Linked DNA regions of Homo sapiens: region 2 is linked to region 1. A link is an interaction called in ENCODE POLR2A ChIA-PET data of the cell type or tissue named here. Cell type or tissue: Panc1. All regions are shown on one strand. Each heading gives the region's core, and the rest is flanking DNA. Links, peaks and the distances in the headings are about the cores only. Region 1 has its middle 55 kb from the start of BICD1. Region 2 overlaps RESF1 (retroelement silencing factor 1).

What was found. Peaks named below come from ENCODE experiments on the same cell type or tissue, not always from the same donor. Only the 100,000 strongest peaks of a DNase experiment are listed, where the experiment ranks them.
Region 2: POLR2A ChIA-PET joins it to region 1 with 5 read pairs; 9 of 35 experiments call an interaction of 5 or more read pairs at or near these places.

The regions. Positions count from the first base shown.
Region 1 is chr12:32,049,220-32,053,622 of GRCh38, forward strand. No RefSeq gene overlaps it. Among named protein-coding and RNA genes, the nearest start is that of BICD1, 55 kb to the right of the region's middle. In Panc1, for the core only: no CTCF peak of the experiment used is centred there; a DNase peak (open chromatin) is centred at 2,562; H3K27ac peaks cover 1,994 bases.
Region 2 is chr12:31,974,850-31,979,252 of GRCh38, forward strand. All of the region lies in intron 3 of RESF1 (retroelement silencing factor 1), which reads left to right. Among named protein-coding and RNA genes, the nearest start is that of RESF1, 18 kb to the left of the region's middle. In Panc1, for the core only: no CTCF peak of the experiment used is centred there; no DNase peak of the experiment used is centred there.

The DNA.
Region 1 (4,403 bases), core at 334-4,333:
TTATGAGACATGTTAAAGTATAGTTTTCAAGAAGGTAACAATGTGGCTGTCTGGCAAATATGCAATGAAATGTGTCAAAGATTTTACTTAGCTCACCGATTAATGAGGGAACCAGTAAAGATGCAGTGACCAGTTCAAAGAGCATTTGAGAAACAAGAAGATTTCTAGGACAAGCCATGAGTGTGATGGTTAATTTTAGGTGTCAGTTTGACTGGATTAAGGAATATCTAGAAACTTAGTAAAGCATTGTTTCTGGGTGTGTCTGTGAGGATGTTTCCAGAGGAGACTACCATATGAGTCTGAGTGGACTAAGTGGGGAAGATTCCCCTCAATGTGTGTGGGCACGGTCCAACTTGCTGGGGGCCCAGAGAGAACAAGAACAGAAAGGGAGAATGTGTCCATCTGTCTGCCAGAGCTGGGATGCACTTTTCTTCTTCTGTCCTCGGACAACAATTCCAGGCTCCCGGGCCTTTGGACTCTAGGACTTACATCAGCGGCCCCTGGAGTTCTCAGGCCTTTGGCCTCAGATTGAAGTTATACCATCAGTTTCCCTGGTTCCGAGGCTTTCACACTTGGGCTGAACCACACTACTGACATCCCAAGGTCTCCAGCTCGCAGATGGCCTGTGATGGAACTTCTCAGCCTCCATAATTGAGAGCCAATCCCTCTAATAAATCCTTTTTCCTATATCTATATTTATATCTATATCATCTATCTGATCTATATCTATCATGTCCCATTGATTCTGTCTCTCTGGAGAACCCTAAGATAGTGAATTAAATGTTAATGTCCAACAAGCCACAAATCGGGAGTTACAGTCATGCACTGAATAACAACATTTTGATCAATGGCAGACTGTATATATGACAGCAGTTCTGTAAGCTTATAATGGAGCTAAAACATTCCTATTGCCTAGTGACACTGTGGCTATTCTGACGTCATAGCATACTGGATTACTGGTGTGTTTGTGGTGATGCTGGTGTAAACAAACCTGCTGTGCTGCCAGTCATATAAAAGTATAGCAGGCACACTTATGTACAGTCCATAATACTTTATAATGATAATAAAAGACTATGTTACTGGTTTATGTACTTACTCTATTCTTTGTTGTTATTTTAGAGTATACTCCTACTTATTTAAAAAAAAAAAGTTAACTGCAAAATAGCCTCCGGCAGGTCCTTTAGGAGGTGTTCCAGAAGGCATTGTTATCATAGTAGATGACAGCTCCATGCATGTTATTGTCCCTGAACCTTCTAGTGGGACAAGACGTAGAGGTGGAAGACAGTGATATTGATGATCCTGAGTATAAGTAGGCCTAGACTAATGTGTGTGTTTGCATCTTAGTTTTGAACAAAAAAAGTTTAAAAAATAAAAAAAGCTTATAGATTAAGGATATAAAGAAAGGAAATATTTTTGTATCACTGTACAATGTGTTTGTGGGTTTTTTTTTTTTTTTTTTTTGAGACAGAGTCTTGCTCTATCGCCCAAGCTGGAGTACAGAGGCATGATCTCGGCTCACTGCAACCTCCACCTCCTGGGTTCAAGCAATTCTCCTGCCTCAGCCTCCTGAGTAGCTGGGATTACATGTGTGTGCCACCACACCCTGCTAATTTTTGTATTTTTAGTAGAGACGGGTTTCACTATGCTGGCCAGGCTGATCTCGAACTCCTGACTTTGTGATCTGCCCACCTCGGCCTTCCAGAGTGCTGGGATTACAGGTGTGAGCCACTGCACCCGGCCAATGTGTTTGTGTTTTAAGCTAAGTGTTATTACAAAAGAGTCAAAAGTTTTTAAAAATTTTAAAGTTTAAAAAGTAAAAAAGCTACAGTAAGCTAAGATTTATTATTTAAGAAAATGTTTTCCAGTCTGGGCAACATAGTGAGACCCCATCTCTACAAAAATTACAAAAAGTTAGCTGTGTGTGTTGGCTGATGTCGGTGGTCCCCGCTACTTGGGAGGCTGAGGCAAGAGGATTGCTTGAGCCCAGGAAGTCGAGGCTGCAGTAAGCCATGATCACACTACTGCACTCCAGCCTGGGAGACAGAGTGAGACCTCACAAAAAATTAAAAAATGTTTAAAAATAAATGCCCCACCTGAGCAACATGGTGAAACCTCGTCTCTACAAAAAATTTAAAAACTACCCGGGCATGGTGGCGGGTGCCTGTGGTCCCAGCTATTTGGGAGGCTGAGGTGGGAGGATCTCTTGAGCCTAGGGAGGTCAAGGCTGCAGTGAGCTGTGATCGCACCACTGCACTCCAGCCAGGTGAGAGAGCTAGGCCCTGTCTCAAAAATAAAATAAAATAATCCATCCATAAATAAATAATAAATGTAGCATAGCCTAAGTGTCCAGTGGTTATAATCTACAGTAGTGCACCGTAATGTTGCAGGCTTTCACATTCAATCACCACTCAGTGACTCACCCAGGCAACCTCCAGTGCTGCAAGCTCCATTCATAGTAAGTGCCTGATAAACTACAGGGCACTTTTGGGCAGTTGACTTTAAAGTAAATAGGCTTCTAAATTAACAGCCTGAGGGAGGGCTTGTGATTCATGCAAACATCTTGTCCCTGAGTAACGAATCTTATTGTGAGTTCCTCAAATTGTCAAGTACTGATTAATGCACAACCTCCTGACACTGAAGAGGACTCTGACTCACTTTTGAATCAAATGTCGATATTTTAGCCTTTATATTGCAGTCTGTAGCCAATGATTGTAACCTCTGTGTTGTACCTCCAGTGAAAAGGATGGTTGTGCTGTCAGGAGTCCTCCCTTCTTCTAAACTTTCCCATAAAAGCCTTCCAACTTGTAGCAGACTCCAGAACACTCCCAACTTTGTTAGCGTGTCTTCCCAGGTCAACCATACATATAGCCTAGGTGTATGGTAGGCTAGACCACCTAGATTTGTGTAAGTGTGGCAGGCCAATTCTCCCTGACAATCACACAGACAGGCCTGCATAGCACTCCAGTTACACAGATTTCCACAGAGCTGCCTTAACATTGAGCAAATAGTTAAACCTAGCAAAATCGGCACCCAGACAGCAAAGCTAGAAATGAAACGTATGGTCAGTAGGAGCCTTGCGTGGGCTTCTCCCTAACCTGGAGCAAACCAAAATAATACAGTCTTTCATTCCTAGTGCAGGACCCATCTCGGGTCAACGAAATCTGAGACAGTCAAGGTAACAGAGCTGTTTGAGTAAATTCATTGGAGAGTCTAAGGCAGCACTCCAGACCAAGCTGTAAAGGAGATAAGATAGAAATAATCACTCTGGTACCACAGTACACAGGCCTTGAAGGTACTGAGGCCCTTTTAATCAGACTTAGTAAGCATTAGTTTGCCTCTGACCTTCTAGTTGAAACAAAATTAGTTACCAATAGACTTAGGTGAATGCTATACTGCATGTGGGCATATAACCCCAACCTATATAATCATGAAGAAAATTGTAACACTTTGAGTTGGTCTTGTGGAATTATCTCCAGCCTGCTCCCTGTAACTGGTTACAGCAATAAATTCTCTTCTTTCCTAGTTTTTCTGCTTCTTGTTATTGGGCCCTGAGAAAACGTAGCTGGACCCGGCTTGGTTCCGTGAACATAAGTACACTCTGTGATGTTCACACCATTTGGCTTCCAATAAACCGTTTTTTGTTGTTGTTGTTGTTTTTTGGAGACAGATTCTTGCTCTGTTCCCAGTCTGGAGTGCAGTGGCACGATTTCAGCTCACAGCAACCTCTGCCTCCCAGGCTCAAGTGATTTCTCGAGCCTCAGCCTCCTGAGTAGCTGGGATTATAGACACGCACCACCACGCCCAGCCAATTTTTTTTTTTTTTTTTGAGATGGTGTCTCACATCTGTCGCACATGCTGGAGTGCAGTGGCACCATCTCGGCTCCTTGCAACCTCCACCTCCCGGGTTCAAGAGATTCTCCTTCCTTAGCCTCCCGAGTAGTTGTGATTATACGCTGTGCCACCATGCCCAGCTAATTTTTGTATTTTTAGTAGAGACAGGTTTCGCCATCTTGCCCAGGCTGGTCCCGAACTCCTGACCTTGTGATCTGCCTGCCCCGGCCTCCCAAAGTGCTGGGGTTACAGGTGTGAGCCACCGCGCCTGGCCAATTTTTGTATTTTTAAAAGAGACAGGTTTTGCCATTTGGCTAGGCTGGTCTTGAACTCCTGACCTCAAGTGATCTGCCCACCTCTGCCTCTCAAAATGCTGAGATTACAGGTGTGAGCCACCATACTTGGCCCCAATAAACCTTTATCAAATTATTTGTGCCCCAACAGCCTTAATTTTGGTAAACATGTCCTATACAGGTGTACCATTTTTTATCTTTTATACCATATTTTTACCGTACCTACTTATGTTTAGATACACAATTACTTACCATTGTGCTACAATTGCCTACAGTATT
Region 2 (4,403 bases), core at 105-4,104, 75 kb before region 1:
ACTAGTCAAAGTAGTGAGAGGAACAGAGTCCTAACGCCTGAGAGTTGTAAAATGAGTGTCAGCATGTGGTGGCTGCCTTTTTTTTTTTTTTTTAACGGATAGACTTTATTTTCTAGAAGAGTTTTAGGTTTAAAGAAAATTGAGGTCAGGCATGGTGGTTCACGCCTGTAATCCCAGCACTTTGGGAGGCCAAGGCAGGCAGATCATGAGGTCAGGAGTTTGAGACCATCTTGGCCAACATGGTGAAACCCCATCTCTAGCAAAAATATAAAAAATGAGTCAGGCATGGTGGCGCGCGCCTGTAGTCCCAGCTACTCGGGAGGCTGAGGCAGGAGAATTGCTTGAACCCGGGAGGTGGAGGTTGCAGATCGTGCCACTGCACTCCAGCCTGGGCGACAGAGCGAGACTCCATCTGAAAAAAAAAGAAAAAGAAAACTGAGCTTATAGTACAGAGCATTCCCATATAAGAGCTTTATAGGAACCTCCCATCTCCAAAACTCTAAGGTTCCACTATTAGCAACTTGGATTAGTCATACTGATATGTTATTATTAAAGTCCATCACTAACATTAGAGTTTACTCTGTATCCAATGGGTCTTACGGGTTTTGATAAATGCTTAATAGTATGCATCTACTATTATAAGAGAGCTTTAAAAAATAACTTTATGAAATCAAAACATACCTAAGAAAGGGTACAAATGGTAAGTGTATAATGCAGTGGATTATGTAGGGAACACACTTGTGTGTAAGTATCACCCTGGTCAAAAGCAGTCTTCATGCTACTTAACTACCAATTGCTATTCCATCACACTTTGTAAAAAGTACCACTACAGTCCCTAGATGGTTGGTTTTGTCTGTGTTTCAATCTTTATATAAATGGAATCATGGATTATTCTTTAATCTCTGGCCTTTTTCACTCAGTCTTGTGTTTGTTAGATTCATGTTGCATATAGCCTTTTATTTTTGTTACTATAGTGTTTCATTAATATGAATACATTTCTATTTTGTTTGTTTCCAGTTTTTGCTTACTGCACCTAATGCTGCTGGCAGTGTTATAATTATGCATTTCTGTTTGGTACATACCTAGGAATGAAACTTCTAGGTCTCAGGGCTTGCATTTATTAACCCTTGGTAGATGATGCCATACGTCTTTCCAAAGTGTTGGTTACTTTAAGGATCATGATATACTCCTATCACCATTGTAGGAGAGTTCCATTTGTTCCATTTTCTTGCCAACATGTGGTATTGAGAGTTGAAAAAATTCTAGCCATTGTGTATAGTATTACCACCTTATGGTTTTCATTTACATTTCTGATATTCATAATGGATTTAGCACTTACCAAAAATTTTGCCATTTAAATATAGTTGACCATTGAATAACATAGGAATTAGGATAACTGACTCTTGTGCAGTAAAAAAAATCCACATTTAACTTTTGACTCCGCCAAAACTTGATTAACAATAGCATGCTGTTCAGTGGAAGCCTTAACAGTAACATTAAACAGTTGATAAACACATATTTTGTATGTTACATGTATTATATGCTGTATTCTTAGAATAAGCTTGAGAAAAGGAAATTTTATTAAGAAAATCATAAGGGATTGGGTGCGGCGGATCACAAGGTCAGGAGTTCGAGACCAGCCTGGCCAACATGGTGAAACCCTGTCTCTACTAAAAATACAAAATTAGCCTGGCATGGTGGTGGGACCCTGTAATCCCTGCTGCTCGGGAGGCTGAGACAGGAGAATCACTTGAACCCAGGAGGCAGAGGTTGCAGTGAGCCGAGATCGCACCACTGCACTCCAGTCTGGGTGACAGAGCGAGACTCCATCTCAAAAAAAAACCAAAATCATAAGAGAATATATTTACTATTCATTAAGTGGAAATGGATCATCATAAAGGTGTTTATCCTCATCACATTTATCTTAACTAGGCGGAGGAGGAGGGAAGAGAAGGGGTTGGTCTTGCTGTCTCCAGGGTAGCATAGACAAAAGAAAATCCACGTATAAGTGGACCCACGCACTTCAAAGCCACGTTCAAGGATCAACTGTAGTGTCTCATACAGTGTTTAATTAAGCTTCATGCTTATTTTTTATTGAGTTGTCTACATTTTTCTTTTTACGTAATTCCCTATATAGGCTGGATATGATCTCTTTGCTATGTATTGCGAATATAATCTTCTAGAGAGTGACTTTACTTTTTCACTTCCTTAATGGTGTTTTTTGATAAACAGTGGTGATTAATTTTGATGCAGTCCGTTTTATGGACCTTTTTTCTTATTGTTCATTGTGCCCTGTTATAGGAACCTTCCCCTATCCCGAGGGCATAAAGATATTCTCATGTTTTTTTGAGATGGAGTTTCGCTTTTGTTGCCCAGGCTTGAGTGCGGTGGTGCGACCTCGGCTCACTGCAACCTCCGCCTCCCTGGTTCAAGGGATTGTCCTACCTCAGCCTCACGAGTAGCTGGGATTACAGGTGTGTGCCACCACATCCGGCTAATTTTTGCATTTTTAGTAGAGACGGGGGCTTCACCATCCATGTTGGTCAGGTTGGTCTCAAACTTCTGACCTCAGGTGATCTGCCCGCCTCGGCCTCCCAAAGTGCTGGGATTTACAGGCGTGGGCCACCATGCCTGGCCTGTTTCTGGAAACTTTAAAACGATAATCTACCTGGGATTGATTTGTTTGTATATGTCTCTTGCTGTGTAATTGGATAAGGCTTATTTTCATTCGTGGCATATAGATAACCAATTGACCTAGCTTCATGTATTGAAAAGAACTTTTTTCCTAACTTTGTCATAAAACAAGTGTCTATATATAAAAGTGTGTGTATGTCTTCGCTATTCATGCTTGTTTTGCATTTCCATGGAAAGTTTATAATCAAGCTTGTTACCCCAAAAAATCAAAAAATCCACTGGGATTGTATTGACTCTTAATTACTTTTTCTTTCTTTCTTTTTTTTTTTTTTTTTTTTTGAGACAAGAGCTCATTCTGCTGCCCAGGCTGGAGTGCAAATGGTGCAATCTCAGCTCACTGCAACCTCCACCTCCCAGGCTCAAGTAATCCTCCCACCTCAGCCTTCCAAGTAGCTGGGACAACAGGTGTGCACACCTGGCTAATTTTTTTTTTGTATTTTTGGTAGAGACAGGATTTCACCATGTTGTTCAGGCTGGTCTTGAACTTCTGACCTCAAGCAGTCGCCCAGCTCAGCCTCCCAAAGTGCTGGGATTACAGGCAAGAGCCACTGCGCTTGACCTAAATTTTGAGATTATTGGCATCTTTAATGCTGTCTTCAAATATTTGAACATGGCATATCTTTACACTCAGCTGTTTGTTAGAGATGTGACACATCCTTCATTTTCTAAGTATTTTTTTAATGGTATTTTAAAAGATTACTGCTGATAATATTCTTGCATTTTGACCTTATTTTTGGGCATTGTAATAAACAGTAAAACAAAAAGATCTCTACATAGTTTTGGATTTTCTGTATAACATCTGATACTCAGTTTTGTGTTTTCCTCTCTGCTTATACTCCTAATATTTTTTTCTTTATACCAGCTAGGATCTCCAGTAAAATGATTAATGGAGGGATAGTGGCATCTTCCATGTTACTATTTAATTGTTTTAGCTACCATTTATCAAAAGAAGTTTCCATCTTTATAATTTTTTAAATATGTAGGTATTTGGGGTTTTTTTTTGTTTTTTGTTTTTTGTTTTGAGACGGGCTCTCGCTCTGTCGCCAGGCTGGAGTGTAGTGGCGCAATCTCAGCTCATTGCAACCTCCACCTCCTGGGTTCAAGTGATTCTCCTGCCTCAGCCTCCTGAGTAGCTGGGACTACAGGTGCCCGCCACCACACCCAGCTAATTTTTTTTTTTTTTTTTTTTTGTATATTTAGTAGAGGCCGGGGTTTCACCGTGTTGGCCAGGATGGTCTCCATCTCCTGACCTCGTGATACCCCTGCCTCAGCCTCCCAAAGTGCTGCGATTACAGGATTACAGGTGTGAGGCACTGTGCCCGGCAGTATTTGATTTTGTCAGAAATTCTTATCTTAGATTTTTGAAATGATCTCATGATTTTTTTTTTTTTTTTTGAAACGGAGTCTAGCTCTGTCACCCAGGCTGGAGTGCAGTGGCGCCATCTGGGCTCACTGCAAGCTCCGCCTACCGGGTTCTCACCATTCTCCTGCCTCAGCCTTCTGAGTAGCTGGGACTACAGGCACCTGCCACCACACCTGGCTAATTTTTTGTATTTTTAGTAGAGACGGGGTTTCACTGTGTTAGCCAGGATGGTCTCGATCTCCTGACCTCATGATCCGCCCACCTTGGCCTCCCAAAATGCTGGGATTACAGGCGTGAGCCACTGCACCTGGCCCCACAGTACTTCTGACACCAGATGTGTGGGAAT